2 separate regions of the Homo sapiens genome follow, and region 1 is linked to region 2. Evidence: read pairs that join two places in POLR2A ChIA-PET (ENCODE). Cell type or tissue: HepG2. All regions are shown on one strand. Links, peaks and the distances in the headings refer to the core of each region. The heading gives the core; the rest is flanking DNA.

The links. ChIA-PET counts read pairs that join two places held together with the same protein. Peaks named below come from ENCODE experiments on the same cell type or tissue, not always from the same donor. Only the 100,000 strongest peaks of a DNase experiment are listed, where the experiment ranks them.
Region 1: POLR2A ChIA-PET joins it to region 2 with 12 read pairs; 4 of 35 experiments call an interaction of 5 or more read pairs at or near these places.

What each region holds. Positions count from the first base shown.
Region 1 is chr19:42,493,729-42,502,506 of GRCh38, reverse strand. The region is part of intron 2 of LIPE-AS1 (LIPE antisense RNA 1); the gene reads right to left. Among named protein-coding and RNA genes, the nearest start is that of CEACAM1, 30 kb to the left of the region's middle. In HepG2, for the core only: no CTCF peak of the experiment used is centred there; DNase peaks (open chromatin) are centred at 3,886 and 4,566; H3K4me3 peaks cover 540 bases.
Region 2 is chr19:42,436,857-42,445,634 of GRCh38, reverse strand. CXCL17 (C-X-C motif chemokine ligand 17) reads left to right here and starts at 2,689. Exons shown (of 4, transcript NM_198477.3): 1 at 2,689-2,881. The coding sequence starts at 2,803. The region is part of intron 1 of LIPE-AS1 (LIPE antisense RNA 1); the gene reads right to left. RefSeq lists silencers at 5,171-5,260, 6,939-7,118. In HepG2, for the core only: CTCF peaks have their summits at 5,121 (motif pointing right) and 7,030 (motif pointing left); DNase peaks (open chromatin) are centred at 1,564, 4,504, 5,124 and 7,034; H3K4me3 peaks cover 566 bases.

The DNA of each region.
Region 1 (8,778 bases), core at 612-8,611, 57 kb before region 2:
AACTTGTATACTTGAGATCTATAGACATTTCAATGTATTTTAATTTTACTTCAAGTTTTAAATATAAACTAAGGAAAGGAGCCACTAATTCAATCTATCAGGTACAAAGCACCTGTATTCATGTTCTATTGCTATACAATAAACCGCCACTAATTTAGTGGCTTAAAACAACACTTACTCATTAGTTTGCAGAATTCAGTTCCTTGAAGTCAGTTTGAGTTCCCCACTGTCCTGTTGTCGGCCAGGGACTATTATTAGCTCCTAGAAGACCTTTTCAGGTCCTAGCACTGTGACCTCCTCCATCTTAGCCATGGAGAACCTCTCTCAAGTCAAATCCCTCTCACACTTCTACTATCTCTGATTTTCCCTTCTGAGACCAGCCTGAGAAAAAGCTCTGATTTTGCTTTTAAAAAGCTCATGTGATTACATTAGGTCCACTCAGATCATTTCCCTTCTGATTAATTCAAAATCAACTAAGTTGTAACCTTAATTATGTCTTCAAAATCCTGTTTGCCACACAAGGTAACATAATCGTGGGTGTGGTTTCTCATCATATTCATAGTTCTAGGTATTAGGGGCCATCTTAGAATTCTGTGTACCAAGCACACATAAAGCCACTGGTGCTTTCTGGAAACTCCTTTACAATCCTGTTCTGAGGAAGTGGCAAAGAAGCCAAAAATGATCAATCCAACTTTTTGTTTTGTTTTTTTTTGAGACAGTCTCACTCTGTCACCCAAGCTGGAGTATAGTGGCACAATCTCAGCCCAATGCAACCTCGGTATCCTGGGCTCAAGTGATTCTCGTGCCTCAGCCTCCTGAGTAGCTGGGATTACAGGTGCATGCTACCACACCAGGCTAATTTTTGTATTCTTTTTAGTAGAGATGGGGTTTTGCCATGTTGGTCAGGCTGGTCTCAAACTCCTGGCCTCAAGTGATCCACCTACCTTGGCCTCCCAGAGTGCTGGGATTATAGGTGTCAGCCACTGTGCCTGGCCCCCAACTTTTATTTTTTGAGACAGGATCTCACTATGTTGCCCAGGCTGGAGTGTAGTGGCACAATCATGGCTAATTGCAGTCTTGACCTCCCAGACTCAGGCGATTCCCAGGCTCAGCCTCCTGAATAGGTGGGACCACAAGCGCATACCACCACATGGGGCTAATATTTTTATTTGTTGTAGAGACAGGGTCTCACTGTGTTGCCCAGGCTGTTCTTGAACTTCTGAACAGAAGCAATCTTCCTGCCTCGGCCTAAACAAGTGCTGGGATTACAGGAGTGAGCGACAATTTAACGTGCAGTAAGATACTGTTATTAGTCTGCTATAACACTATATGGCTGCCATATGACTATATGGCTGAGTACCAGAAAGCCTGAATTGCTTAAACAACAGAAATTAATTTCTCATAGTTTTGGAGGTGCCTTCTTGCTGTCTCCTCACATGGTCTCTTCTCTGTACCTACACATCTGTGGTGTCTCTCATTGTGTCCCAATTTCCTCTTCAAGGACAGCAGTCAGAATCAATTAGGGCCCACCCTACAGGCATTATCTTAATCACCTTTAAAGCCCCTATTTCCAAATAAAGTCACATTCTGAGACACCAGGGGTTAGGGTTTCAACAGAAGAATTTTAAGGGAACACAATTCAGCCCATGACAGAGACCAAGGACAAAAAACAGAAACAAGAAAGCAAGGACCAGGCCAGGCGCAGTGGCTCACACCTGTAATCCCAACACTTTGGGAGGCCGAGGCAGGCGGATCACCTGAGGCCAGGAGTTCAAGACCAGCCTTGGCAACATGGTGAAACCCCGTCTCTACTAAAAATACAAAAAATTAGCTGGGTATGGTGGTGCGTGCCTGTAATCCCAGCTACTTGGGAGGCTGGGGCGCAAGAATCACTTGAACTTGGAAGGTAGAGGTTGCAGTGAGCCAAGGTCATGCCACTGCACTGCAACCTGGGTGACAGCATGAGACTCTGTCTCAAAGCAAAAAAAAAAAAAAAAAAAAAAAAGGACCCCCATTTCCTCCTAGCCTAGAAATGTCTGAGTCAAGGATATACCCATTGCCCTCAAACCTCTGGCAATGTTCATACACTGACAATAGCTAGCACCAAAGTTAACCCCTGAAAAACTAAGGTTATCAGAAATTGAAAGGCATTCCAAGAAACCAACCAAATATCAAACAGGACCTTTTCTAGGTTTCTGATTATTTGTTTAACAAACATTTATTGAGGACTTACTATATGTCAAATACTAAGCTAGGTATTAAAGAGAATATGAACATTAAAAAATAAAGTCCTTCTGATTTGGATTCTGGTTCAAACAATCTTACTATTTAAAAAAGAAGAGGAGGGAGGGAAAGAACAAAGGAAGGAATCAAAGAACAAATAAATGAAAAACGGAAAGGAAGAACAATTATAAGGTAATTGCAGAAATTTGATCATTGGCTGGATATTTTATGATATTAAGGAGGAAATAATCTTTTTTTTTTTTTTTTTTTTTTTTTGAGATGGAGTCTCGCTCTGTCACCCAGGCTGGAGTGCAGTGGCGTGATCTCCGCTCACTGCAAGCTCCACCTCCCAGGTTCACACCATTCTCCTGCCTCAGCCTCCCACCACCACACCCGGCTAATTTTTTTGTATTTTTAGTAGAGACGGGGTTTCACTGTGCTAGCCAGGATGGTCTCGATCTCCTGACCTTGTGATTCACCTGCCTTGGCCTCCCAAAGTGCTGGGATTACAGGTGTGAGCCACCGCGCCCAGCCAAGGAGGAAATAATCTTTTACTGTGATAATGTTTTCTGATATGCTTGTGATACTGTTTCTTAAAATGCCCTTGTATTTTAGGAGTAAGTTGAAATATCTACAGATGAAATGATTTGATGTCTATGATTTTCTACAAAATAATTCATGGTTGGAAGGGGGAATATAGATGAGCTAAGATTGAACTGAAATGTTCATCACTGAAGCTGGATGATAAGTACATGTAAACTCATTATATTATTGGCTCTACTTTTATAACTGTTTTCCGAGAATAAAAATTCCTTGCTCTCCAGAAGCTTATAATAAAAGGAGTCAGACATTCCAACAAATAGAATACAATGACAAAGTGTTGGGTAAGCTCCAAGGGCAGCAATGGCTCTGGGATAGGCAGAAGGAGTCAGAGAAGATATCAAAGAAGAGTCCCTCGTTGACCAGAGGCTTTAAGGAAGAGTATCTCAGGCCAAGGAAAGACAAGCGGGTACAAAGGCATGTAGACATGAAGTGGCAGAGCTTCCCCACATGACTTATTAGCAGCTATGTTAGTGTGAGCGTAGGTTCTAGAACCAGACTACCTGTGCTGGAGTTCTGCTTCTGAGTGCCTGCTGTGAGACCTCAGGCAGGCTATGTGTAATGCCTCTGTGCCTCAGATTCTTTACCTATAAAACAAGGATTATAGCAATAGTAATATATACTTCAAGGGGCCGATGTCAGGAGTTGATGAGTTATTTAATGCATAAAATGCTTAGAAGACGGTGGGTAAAAAATAAATGCCAGCTATTAGCAATGGTAGCAGACTCCTAGCCCACAATACCACACATTCTGAAAAATCTCCTCCAATTTGTTAATTTATCTCCTTTTTGTTAGACTGTAAACTTGTAAAATAAGGACTGTGTCTTATTTATCTCTTTATCCCTAAAACCTAGCCTAAGACTATGCCCATAGTAGGCCTTGATCAGGAGTTCTTTCAGGTGTCAGGGTAGGGACCACCAACAGCCTCTGTCTAACTCGCTCTTTATTTCTCCATGTGATACCCTCAATTCCTGAAATTCTCTGGCTTCCTTTAGCTTCCTTCCTGTGTCTAACTCATCCCCTATTCTGCTCCAGGGTTGTTCATTTATAATTATGCCCTCTGGTCCCTCCCCTGGCAAGTGTTCCAGTGCTTCCTCTCCCTCTCCCCACAGATAAGATACTCTCTGAACAGCCTCTGCATTGCTTATTCTGCAATTAGTGAAGGGTGAGGGAGGCTGAACTCCTAGATCATACCTATTTGTGAAAAGTAGAATACTCTGGAAAAGAGAAAAGCAGGTCAGATGGCCAAAGTATAAAGCCTTCTAATGTAGCCCCAGCTTGAGGAAATCCTGTAGACATGTTTGTACCATCAGCTAAAATCTCACTGTAATGTTCTGAGGGTTTAGAAACTGCTAGGGAGGAAGGAGGCATGATGAGCAGGGAGCCCAGCTTTCTATCAATTTTTGCAAACTTCAGTATTTCTTTTTCCTCTGCTAGTAAACGTCCTCATTTTCCCTCAGAGCAGAGTCAGAGAGAAAGAAAATTGAAAGATCCATTTTCATATCCGGAGCCTGAAAACTGAGAACATGCAAGACTACAGATGGCTACTGACTCTACAGATGAAGTAGGAAAGTCAGATGCAGCTCCCTCTGTGTACAAAGTGCCCTCTGCCCTAAGCTGTGATGTGCGGCTGGAACATGATCCCAGTCTCCCCAAGAGTGGGGACTGCTGGTAGATCATTAACTAACTACCCACGAGCAGAAGGAAAAAGAGACCTCTGAAGTACCTCGCTCTACCCATTCTCCCAGTTTCCTCTGAGAGGACAATTCAAGGCCATGTCCCCAGCCTCAGGTTTAAGGGTTCTTTAATACAAAAAGAGTGGGGGAGGGGATCACAAAGCAGAAACAGGACACTGGAGAAAACAGACTGACCATGCTTTGTTTAAAGGTCAAAGTCTTGTGAAGCATGCCAATCTTTCTTCATTGCTTAGGCTCTGTATGATGTGAGCCTTGTCCTGTACTTGGAGCACTATGTGAACCCAGAGCTTTCCTTGCTTGGGGCTAGAGAAATAAAAAGGGGTAACTATTTAAAAAAGGCCAATAAACATAAACAGACTAGCAAGTATCTGAAATCCTAAGTGTGATTATAAGGAAGTGAAACTGATTTTCTTGTAGGCCTCAGACTGGTTTTGAAAGTAACTCTACATGGCAAGTTGACCAAAATATTTTGAGTAATGATGACAGAATTTTTTGAATAGATGTGTATTTATTCCCAGGACAACTACTTTTAAGGTGCCCATATTTATCTGGATATGATATACTTGTTAACAGAATCCTATACCTATAACTCACATGAGTTTCATAACTTTTTTGTCTTAACTTACATAGGACTGAGGAACAGTTTAATACTAGCAGGAGTTTAAATGAGCCAATTTCCCCATTTGAAGCCTTCCTGGTTAATTCCATCAGCCAGCCCTGTTTCGTCCAGAGGAGAAGGAGCAGGAATGGAAATGGACAGAAACAGACATGACATTCTCCCACTTCCATTTAACTCAAGAAGGGCTTTATTATCTTTATTGGAGAATTAGGCTTTGCTTATTCACTGGCTACTTCACATCAGACAGAGAAACTTAATTAATATAAATTATTCAAAGAACCAGCTGTAAAATTTATCACTAAAGTAACAAAGTACAGGGCAAGAGTTATTAGTGCTTCATGCATGTTTCAGCTTATTCTCTAAAGCTCAGCAACTTCTCTCTTCTTAAGAATTGTAAACCCTCCATACTGTCAGAGGTGTTCGAACCAGAGCAACTCCATATTGAACTGGGGCTGGGTAAAATGAGGCTGAGATCTGCTGGGCTGCATTCCCAGGAGGTTAGGCATTCTTAGCTGCAGGATGAGCTAGAAGGTCAACACAAGATACAGGTCACAAATCCCCTGCTGATAAAACAGGATGCAGTAAAGAAGGTGGTCAAAACCCACCAAAACCAACATAGCGATGAAACTGACCTCTGGTTGCTCTCACTGCTCATTATACACTAATTATAATGTATTAGCATGCTAGAAGACACTCCCCCCAGCACCATGGCAGTTTGCAAATGCCATGGCAATGTCTGGAAGTTACCCTATATGGTCTAAAAAAAAAGAGGAGCCCTCAGTTCTGAGAAATCCCTGCCCCTTCCTTGGAAAACTCATGAATAATTCACCCTATATTTAGCACATGATCAAAAAATAACCATAAAAATAGCCAACTAGCAGCACTCAGGGCTGCTCTACCTATGGAGTAGCCATTCTTTTGTTTCTTTACTTCTCTAATAACCTTGCTTTCACTTTATGGACTTGCCCTGAATTCTTTCTTGTGCAAGATCCAAGAACCCTCTCTTGGGGTCTGGATTGGGGCCCATTTCCCATAACATCTTCCAGAGAACCATGAAGGGACAATACTGGAGAGACCCCCGACTCCAAAGGAAAATTATCCATGCAGCACCAATTGGCTGACTCTGGGTAAGTGCTGGGGTACATTTTATCCTGGGTAAAGGACAAAGTTGGGTTAGAGGCCCAACCTGAAAGGGTTAGAATACCTTCTAAGACATAGCGGGTTGTGCTCGCTTCAGCAACACATATACTAAAATTGGACTGATACACAGAAGATTAGCTAAAAATTTTTATATATTAAAAGAGAAAAGGAAGGAAGGAAGGGAGGGAGGGAGGAAGGAAGATGGGAGGGAGGGAGGGAGGGAGGGAGGAAGGAAGATGGAAAGGAAGGAGGGAAAGGGGGAGAGAGGGAGAGAGGGAGGGAGGGAGGGAGGAAGGAAGGAAGGAAGGAAGGAAGGCAGGCAGGCAGGCAGGCAGGCAGGCAGGCAGACAGGCAGGCATAAGGGGTTAAAAGGCCCATCACAGTAAAGGGCAAAGACGCTTGTCTGAACTTGGGTTAAAGGCTCAACTTAGGAAGGTCAGAGTCCCTCCTAAGACATAGGGAGTTAGAGGTCTCCCTTGGTAACACTGTTCTTGGTTAAAAATGGATTTGGTACTACGGGATGTTAACCACTATTCTCTTTGGATTAATCTGCCTTGCGCTCTTTGCTGAAGGCTATGAGTGATAGGATTAGGCATGTACAGGATCGTGGGACACAGGGAGCTTTTTTCTCCCTAAAGGGGGAAACTTGAGAGCCAATGAGACTACCAGAAAAGATCCCTTCAAGACTGACGATCAGCTGCCTGAACATTTGATCCAGTGTCGCTGCAATGGGTGGGTCTTTCCCTGGCCCCCCGAGCTCCTTGCCTCCCCTGCCCTGCTGCAGGCAATGCTTTTCTCCCTCTCCCTTCCCTTTCCTCTCTCTCTCTGTGCGCAAACCAGTTGAATGCATGGTAAAAATCACTTTTTATCTCCTCTGCAAAGTTTTCATTACTGGGAAAAAGGATTTATGAAGCTAATCTTAGGCTGTAACAAATCCAGTGTAATTTGTGCTATGAATTTGTCTTTCTGTGTCGTTCTGTCATAAAAAGAGATACCACAGGATAGAATGCAGGCCAAGGACCCCTGTAAGCCCTCTGTTCAAGCCACCCCAGAAAGCTGTTCAGTTACAAATTGCTGCTGGTTAATGAAACCAAAAAACAAAACAAACAAACAAACCAAAAACCTGGATGAGGTTTCTCCTTCATCTTGTTTTATGTCCTTGGGAGTCTGACATTGTAACCATGGTACTTTCTCTTGGTCTCTGCCATCTGGAGGGCAGGAATTTGGGGGCTCATGTCACAGCCCTAAAAATTATCTTGAGCAGTTAAAAGCCTTAGCAAGTTCAAAATTGGCTGCTCTAGGCTCCTTCTGGGAAGAATAACAGAAACTGCCCAATGTTGTAGCTCAGTAGCTAAGATTTCATCTTTTCACAATGGTGGCCTGGGTTCAATTTCCAGCCTGGGGAATAAGTCCTTTCTGGTTTATTTGTGTGACCTTTACCATTTATTAATTCCTTTCCTCTCCATGAACAACTTCTTTTTTATTTTTTATTTTTATTACTTTTTGTTTGTTTGTTTTTGCCCATGACATAACCCTCAGGAGATCCTGAGAACATGTGCCCCCATCCATGAACAACTTCTGGCTTCCCTTCTCAAATTTTCCTTTCTCTGTGCTACCTTTAGAGATTCTATATCTTGTAAAAACTGCTTACCAACTCTTTGGAAATACCCGGTACACCCACAGTTAAGTCATAACCTTAGTTAAAACTTATTGGTTTCATCTGGGAAGTTACCTTTGGTAAAGTCCAAAAGCCAGAAATATTGGCTGTTTGTCTTAACTAGAATCTAGTAATAAGAGATTTGGTTAAAAGCTGGCTTAATTTAAAGCAGATGTCCAAGCGATGCATACGTTTTAAAGGCCTTTATGGTTTTTTTCTTGGATCTTACTTTTCTGGAAAAAACAAAAACTTTTTCTTCTCAGACGACTGAATTCTCTTTCTCCAGTTTTTATTCTTGCCACCTTCATGCCCACATAAGAGGACCTAAGATAATTTCTGACAGCTGGGACTCCTTGGGAAAAACAGGGGTGACACAGACCCCATTTTGGGGAAACTTCTCTTTTCTTCATGGAACCCCAGCAATTAAAAGTGGATAGGCCGGGCACGGTGGCTCACACCTGTAATCCCAGCACTTTGGGAGGCTGAGGCAGGTCGATCACGAGGTCAGGAGTTCAAGACCAGCCAAGATACTGAAACCTCATCTCTACTAAAAATACAAAAATTAGCTGAGCATGGTGGCGGGCGCCTGTAATCCCAGCTACTTAGGAGGCTGAGGCAGAGAATTGCTTTAACTCATGAGGCGGAGTTTGCAGTGAGCTGAGATTACACCACTGCACTCCAGCCTGGGTGACAGAGCAAGACTCTGTCTCAAAAAATACAAAATAAAAGAGGATAGATGCCTCTCAAAATCTAAGGCTCTGTTCTGTTTTGCACTGCATTACCTGACATTTTGATTTTTGGGGGGTATCAGAAATTACTTTGCATTGGCCGGGTGCAGTGGC
Region 2 (8,778 bases), core at 442-8,441:
GCATCTCACTAATCCCCTGTGAAAAATCTTCCACTCTTGGTTTCCTGGGGTCAGTTTTCTTCATTTCAAGCTCAAAGTGAAAAAGAGAATACAAATATCCCTGATGGTCCTTTGTGCGGTCACAGCTGGACCCGGTATGTCCTCCCGGTTAATCCAGGGTGCTCAGGGCTCCCATTTCACTCTGAACGTCCTCTCTCCTATCGGAGCTCACCACGTCTACACCTGCAGCAGCCAGGTAGCTGCACACTAATAGAAAATCCAGCAAGTCAGAAAACTTGATTTACTCCTGTAACTTTGAGGCTACTGACTGTGTTGTTGAACTAATCCTATAACTTCCCTGCACTTTAATTTCCATGTCTGTAAAGTGGGGCAGGTGGATTCGGTCACCCTAGGTGCCACTGTATAGTGAGAGCTCCTCAGAGACAGCAGCACACCTGATCTCAGCATCCACCATCTAGTAAATACCAGGCACACACTAGGCGCTCAAAGTCTCACTGAATGTATGTGTGAATAAATGACTATATGAGAGCCATGTGGATCATGGACAAAGTCAACAAATATTTTTGAATGTCTACCAAGTACACTGTAGAATAGGGAAATAAGTAACCCAGGCAGGGCGGTGTTTTCTCCCAAATTCCCCTTACCTCCTCCTGAGGAATGGAGGGCCTCTGTACATCAGAGAGACTCTTGACACAAATAATGTTCTTGAGATGCATCATAAGAAGTTGTGATGTTAACAAGAAAAAAGTCCATTTGTCTTGGGGGTGTTTTATATTAATAGACCTAACAGACCGGAAGCCCCCTCCAATGGGACACAGGATGCAACACCCACCCCAAGTGCATGGAGGGGAAACCAGAGGGAGCAGGACCTGGAAGAACAGAGGGGTAAAGAGACTGAGGCACGGGAGGTAGGTCTGAGGAGGAGCTCCCGGCCCCTGCGGTGGCCTGGGTGTGGACTGATGCAGAACTCAGCAGCATAAGTAAAGTGGCCGCACCAGGCTCCATTTGTACATGGGATGGTTTTTCAGTAAGATTTTCTTTCTGCTAATGGGCTACATTTTCGCACACTTTCTAATACATCAGGCCCAGTTAATGGGCTACAAAACAATCATTCCATTCAACAGTCATTTATAGAATACTCCCAAAGTGCCAGACCCTGTGTAAGTTCAAGCAATACAAAAATGAACACGAACAGCTCCTGTCCTCTAAAATCCCCATCCAATGAGCTCCAGGAGGCACCTCTCCTACAACACGCCCCTGCTCTGCACGGCCCTCCTCTCTGCCCTCCACCAACCCAAATCCTCCCCCAACTCCAGCTCAAGTTCCACCCAACCAAGTCCCTCTCAGTCCCCCTGCACTCCTGCCACTTTGAGAGATGACTGCACCCATATCTCTAGGCTTTATGAAATGGATGTCATCTCCCTGGTTTTAGAATTTTCCAGAAAGAAGCCACATCAGTGATTTGCATCAGAACAAGCTTAGGCCCACCCTGAGCCTTCAACTTGGACACAGGCTCAGTCATAGCAGTCCCTGGCCCCTGCAGTGCTTTATAAACACTGCAGTAGCAAAGTCCACAATCAACTCTGTGACAAGTCAACAGGCCGAGATAATTTGAAAACGTGGAGAAAAAAGAATGGTCAAACAAAACCAAAGGGCTTTGACTCATGCCTTTCCTCTTTCCTTCTCTCAGGGAAATAAAGTCACACCCCCTGCTCTCACTCCTGCCTGGAGGCTTCCAAAAAAAGGGCTCCCTTGTTAGCCTTCCCTTCAGCCCCCATGAATATCACCCAGCATTCAAGCCCAGCCTCTCCTCTCCCTTTGAGCACATTTCCTAAAGTCTCAAATAAATGTCAAGTTTAGTGAGTGCTGATATTCTATGCCCCTAATGTTTACTTCAAGTATTATTACCTTTCTTCTTTTGCCCGGGGCCATTTCCAAACAAGGGCTGGAGCCAGGCGCCCCAGCAGCTGGGCAAACACACTTCAGGGCTCCTTCCCTCCTGTGGCTCCTGTTTCTCAAACCCTCTGAGACCTAAAGCTCTGGGGGTCTCTTCCCCCAACCCAGTTCCCTCCCCTTTAGACCAGAACAACTAAGCCATGGCCACCTTCCCGATGGACACACAAGGAGGCCTGGTGTCACCCACTGCTCCAGGGGCGGTGTTCTCGGCAGGGGAGCTGCCTCTTGTCCCGGATCCTGCTCTGCTGCCATCTTATGTGGCTGCAGAATTGGAGGGAATTGTGAACAGAGAGAGGACAGGGCAACTTCCCAGGCAACAACACTACTATTGCCGATATTTTGCCAAGGATGGGAGCAGGAGCACAGAGGGGAAACAGACCTTGTCAAAGTCTCTTCTACCAACACTTAGTATCCACTTTCCTGCCAAATATTCAGATAGAGAGGGTCATTGAAAGGTATAAGGAAATCCAAGCAAGAAAAAAAGATTTGAGGAAGAAATCATGAGGCATTGGGGTGTGAGGAGGCGGGAAAGAGTACAGGAGAGAACTGGCACAGCTGCCAAGTTATCAGTCACCTTCTTATGTTCTTAAGAATGCTGAATTTCTTTTGTTTGACCAGTTTCACCTCCCAGATTCCCATAAAGCACATGGTCTAATCTGTTACGTAACAGCAAGACAGCGTCACCTCACCTGTTCTCGCCCTCAAATGGGAACGCTGGCCTGGGACTAAAGCATAGACCACCAGGCTGAGTATCCTGACCTGAGTCATCCCCAGGGATCAGGAGCCTCCAGCAGGGAACCTTCCATTATATTCTTCAAGCAACTTACAGCTGCACCGACAGTTGCGATGAAAGTTCTAATCTCTTCCCTCCTCCTGTTGCTGCCACTAATGCTGATGTCCATGGTCTCTAGCAGCCTGAATCCAGGTAAACAAGACTGTCTATGAAGGGGAAAACGGGGGGAGAAATGTGGCAAAACAGGCCACAGACACATCAAAATGCAGCTTCTCTTAGCTATGGGGGATGGGGCAAGTGAGCCTTTCTCAATGCCAGTTTCCTCCTTTACAAAAAAACAGCAAACTGTACTTACACCCAAACAATGTTGAGAGAGTTAAACGAGATATTGTATGTGAAAATATCTGCAACTGGCCGGGCGCGGTGGCTCACTCCTGTAATCCCAGCACTTTGGGAGGCCAAGGCAGGGCGGATTACAAGGTCAGGAGATCGAGACCATCCTGGCTAACACGGTGAAACTCCATCTCTACTAAAAATACAAAAAATTAGCCAGACCTGGTGGCACGCACCTGTAGTCCCAGCTACTCAGGAGGCTGAGGCCAGAGAATTGCTGGAACCCAGGAGGTGGAGGCTGCAGTGAGCCGAGACGGCACCACTGTACTCCAGCCTGGGTGACAGAGTGAGACTCCATCTCAAAAAAAAAAAAAAAAAAAAAAGGAAAGAAAAGAAAAGAAGATATCTGCAATTGTAGCTGATCCCCCTCACACACACGTACGTATGTATGTATATACTAGCTCAACAAAGATTTGCTCCCATGCCTTCTCCCCCAACACTTTTCCAAAAGAGTAACATAATTCTCATGGCTAAACTTAATGATGATGGTGGGAGAGTGTTGAAGGCAATGGTACCTTTATAGAAGATCAGGAAGTCCTTGCTTCTATTCTTTACAGTGCACTGGAATGCCACCAACATGTCTTAATGCTATTTACTGGTAACGTAATAAACTAGAAAAAGCCTGTCACCAGGTAGTGTCCATATTTGAAGCTTTATCCATAGCAAGCCCTGCTGTAACAGCTCACATTTTGGGAAGCCGACTTTAGCTTAGGGGTTCCAAATCTGCTCCAGCTTTCACTATAAAGTGGCCCAGCCCTGCACAGAGCAACCACGCAGAAAAGACCTGATCCCCATGTATATTTCCGCTTGTGAGCACCATCTCCCCAAAGGCCACTTTGAGGTGAAATGGCTATGTTACATACTCAGCATCAACTTGGTCCTAAAATCAGGAGGCATTCTCCCTTCTCCACCCCAATTTCCAACATCCCCTCCTTTGTAGAGAGAGTGCTCTGGAAGCTGTTAAGCCCCATAGCCCTAGGGCCTAGACCACTGTTCTGAAAGGGAAGACTTTTCCATCACTATGACAGACACCCAGGCTAGAGTCCTCTGCCTGGATTCAAAGCTGTAGCCCCAACCTGCCTTTCTAGTGTACCTCCCTCTACTCACTAAAAATACTATTTCTCCAACCAAACTAACCTGTTTGCCCTTCCCTGAACAGGTATTGTGTTTTTCCACCAGTTCAACTTTGCTCACACACCCAGCTCAAAACCACCTTCCCACAGCTTCCTTCAGTTCCTCCCACAGCCAGACATGTGGTCTCCCTCCTGAGCGCTGGCTTAGCCCTGCTGGACACTCTCTTCTTGCACTTATCATCTGCTGCCTTATATTGAGGGCCTTCATGTGCCTTTCCTGCCCCCACCCCCTGTCCTTCTAGGCTGCAAACTACTTGGTGACACAGACTGGTGCACTGTTTCCATATCCCTCACGCTATCCAGCTCAGTACTCAGCAAACATTAGCTAACTGCAAGAATGCATCCTCAGGTTGCTAAATCAAACCAGGGCTTCATAGCAGCTCTACTGACATTTGGGCTGAACAGTTCCTTGCGGTGGGGGCTGTTCTGTGTATTGTGAGATGTTCAGCAGCATCCGCGTGGCCTCTCTCCCCTACATGCCAATAGCAGCCTCCCCTCTCCCTCATCCAAACCCCTGTTATGGCAGCCAAAAATATCTCTAGACATCGCCAAATGACCCCGGAGGGGGAACCACCCTTGGTCAACAACCACTGCTCTACACCAATACTTCTCTGCATGGCCACACTTTTAGACTCACCTAGACCTTTACACTCAGCTTGGAAGTCAGGGGGACCTAGATCCTGGCTCTGCCACACACTTTGCAACCCTAGACAAGTCGCCTCACTTTTTTGAGTTTCAGTTTTATCATCTTAAAATGAAGAAAATACCACTTGTCACACACACTTGTGAAGATTAAATGATCCGCAGCGTGTCCTAGAAAGGGTTTAATAAATGGACTGAGTAGTTTCTAAGTCGCTCCTAAAGCACGAGGGTGAGGAACTGGGGAAAGCTCCCTGCGCCACCAGGGGGCGCCATCACAAACCACGTCGAGTGGGTGGCGGCCGGGCTCAAATCTTGTTTCCCAGCCAAGCAAAGTTTTGCAGTGCAGGCCTGAGTCTGAGCTACTTAGTGGCTAAAGGAAATAATAGCTCCTCCATCCCCAAAATAAATCTCAGAATAAAGTCTAATCTTATTTTATCTCTTAATCACATACATGCTCAATATGCTTTTCACAGGGTTAAGGGAAATAGAAATAAGTGAGAATATATGAGGTCATTAGGAAATAAATTACTTAAAATAACAGATTATTCATTAATTATAATATTATTTAATTATAAAATTACTTATAATATCAGACACATTAAGAACTCCTATATCACAAGCATTGTTCTAATCACTTCACACTTACTATCTCATTTGTCCTCACAAATCTAATGCATTTCTTACTTTTTCTTACTTTTCATTTTTCAGACTTTGAAAAATATTGTAAAAATAGAGTTCCAGTACAGCCTTCATCCAATTGTTTTCAAACAATATCTTATGTAACCATAATACAATTATCAAAACCAGGAGATTAGCACTGATACCATAATATTAACTAATCTACAAATGTTCAAATCTTGCTAATCATCCCACTCATGTCCTTTTTCTGCTCCAGACTCCAATCTGGGATCCCACTGAATAAAATGTCAGATCTCCTAGGTCTCCTCCAACCTGGGATAGTTTCTCAGTCTTTCCCTCTCTTTCAGGACCTTGACACTTTTGAAGAGTTCTAGCCAGTTGTTTTGTAGAATGCCCCCTGAATATGGGTTTGTCTGATATTTCCGGCTACACATTTTGGGCAAGAATACTTCAGAAGTGATGTATCCTTCTCTGGACATCCCAGCAAGAGCCCCAGGATGTCGATATCTCTCATTACTGATGAGGTTCACTTTAAGCACTTGGTTCAGGTGGTGTCTGCCAGGTTTCTCTACTGTAAAGTTACTATTCATCTTATTGTAATTAATAAGTATCTTGTGGAGAGACACTTTGGAAATATGTAAATAGCCTGTTTCTTCTCATCATACTTTTTTTTTTCTTGTTATTCACCAGTTATGGCATCATCATACTTTTAATATTAACTTTTAGAATCTATGGATGATTGTTTCCTATAAAGAATTATTACTGTGGTGTTGGCCAAATAGTGATTTTCTACTTCCATTGTTCCTTCTACATTTATTTAATCGGAATTCTGCCATAAGAAAGAGTTATTCCTTTTTCTTTTTCTTTTTTTTTTTTTTTTTTTTTGAGATAGAGTCTTGCTCTGTTGCCTAGGCTGGAGTGCAGTGGTGTGATCTTGGCTCACTGCCGCCTCCACCTTCTGGGCTCAAGCGATCCTCCCACCTCAGCCTCCTGAGTAGCTGGGACTACAGGCAGACACCACCACACCCAGCTAATTTTTGTATTTTTAGTAGAGACGGGGTTTTGTCATGTTAGCCAGGCTGGTCTCTAATTCCTGGCCTCAAGTGATCCCCCCACTTTGGCCTCCCAAAGTGCTGGGATTACAGGCGTGAGCCACCATGCCTAGCCTCTTCCTTATTTATTTATTTGTTCAGTTATTTATTTATATCAGCATGGACTCATGAGTATTTATGGGTTGGAATCCACTACTATCATTATTTATTATGTTGCTCATATTGTCCCAAAATTGGCCATTGGGAGCTCCTTCTAGTTGGCTTCTGTGACCTTTAGACACATCTCCACCATTTTTTGAGCAGCTCCTTACTTTCTGACACCACAAGAAGCTTTGGGCTCCTCTTGTGTTTTTCTGCCCCAGCCCTGGATCAGCTATTTTTCCTGGAAGCCCTAGTTCCTTTCATGGGAGAATGATATTTACAGACTATGGGCACTGACTGATAGGTCCATTGCTAGTAGGTGCTGGTGCTTCTAGGCCCTCTAGTGGTCAGAGCTGGGAAATAACACACACGCACACTCATGTACAGTAGTCCCCACTTAATCGCAGTTTCAGTTACCCGCCAACAGTGGTCCAAAAATATTGTTATCTTGAGAAAGAGACAAAGAGAGAGAGAGACCACATTCACGTCATTTTCATTACAGTATATATGTGTGTGTGTGTGTGTGTGTGTGTGTATTTTATATATATATATATATATATATATTTTTTTTTTTTTTTTTTTTTTTTTTTTGAGACAGAGTCTCTTGTCGCCCAGGCTGGAGTGCAGTGGTGCAATCTCGGCTCACTGCAAGCTCTGCCTCCTGGGTTCACACCATTCTCCTGCCTCAGCCTCCCGAGTAGCTGGGACTAAAGGCGTGCGCCACCACACCTGGCTAATTTTTTGTATTTTTAGTAGAGATGGGGTTTCACCGTGTTAGCCAGGATGGTCTCAATCTCCTGACCTCGTGATCCGCCTGCCTCGGCCTCCCAAAGTGCTGGGATTACAGGTGTGAGCCCCCACCTGGCCTATTACAGTATATTTTTAAAATTGTTCTATCTTATTGTTAATCTCTTACTGTGCCTAATTCATAAATTAGACTTTATCGTAAGTGTATATGTGTAGAAAAAATATATATATAGGGTTTGGTACTATCTGAGACTTGAAGTATCTTGGGGGTCTTGGAATGCATCCCCTGTGGATAAGGGAGGAATATTATTAACCACATCTTACAAATTAGGAAAATGAGGCACAGAAAAGTTACACAACTTTGTCCAAAATCACAAAGCAAATATGTAGTGGATCTGGGAAGTGAAAATAATGACAGATGCACCACAAATCCTAACAAGTGGAAGTAACTTCTTTACACATCCACATCAGCAGAAAGCCACAAGCCCAATATTCCAGCATAGACACTCACTTTGGAAAATAACCAGAATTCCACAGCAATAAACACAATGATAACCATCATGTACTCAACACCCGCCTGGACACTGGGCTCCCACAGCAGCTCACTTATTCCCAACAACTCTGCAAGGAGGATTTTACCACCCTCCTTTCACAAATCAGGGAATCAAGGATCATAGAAGCCAAGTGACTTGTCCAAGTCGACAGTTAAGTGACAGAGCCAGTAGCTGACCCCAGGCCTATGTGGATATAAAGTGCATGCTTATGCCACTGTATCAGTGGTTCCCAAAACTGATTTTAGGTGGAAAGTAAATAAGCTTCTTTTTACTTTAATATTTATGTGTTTATTCCAATGCATGTTAGGAAAAAACTAAGCATACATCAAACCTGTAATTTCACAGATAATATTGCATAGGATGAGGATGTTTTGCAAAATAAATTTGTTTAGAGAAAAAGTATAAAGTGGCCAGGCATAGCATCTCATGCCTATAATCCCAACGCTTTGGGAGGCCGAGGGGAGCGGATCACTTGAGGTTAAGAGTTCAAGACCAGCCTGACCAACATGGTAAAACCTGCCTCTACTAAAAATACAAAAATTAGCCAGGCATGGTGGTGGGTGCCTGTAATCCCAGCTACTTGGGAGGCTGAGGAAGGAGAATTGCTTGAACCCGAGAGGCAGAGGTTGCAGTGAGCCGAGATCACAACACTGCACTCCAGCCTGGGCGACAGAGTGAGACTCCGTCTCAAAAAAAATAAATAAATAATTAAATGAAAAAAAATTTAAACATTAGTATAGCTCTTCTGAAAGCAATTCTTAACTTTTGACCCAGTAATTCCACTTTGG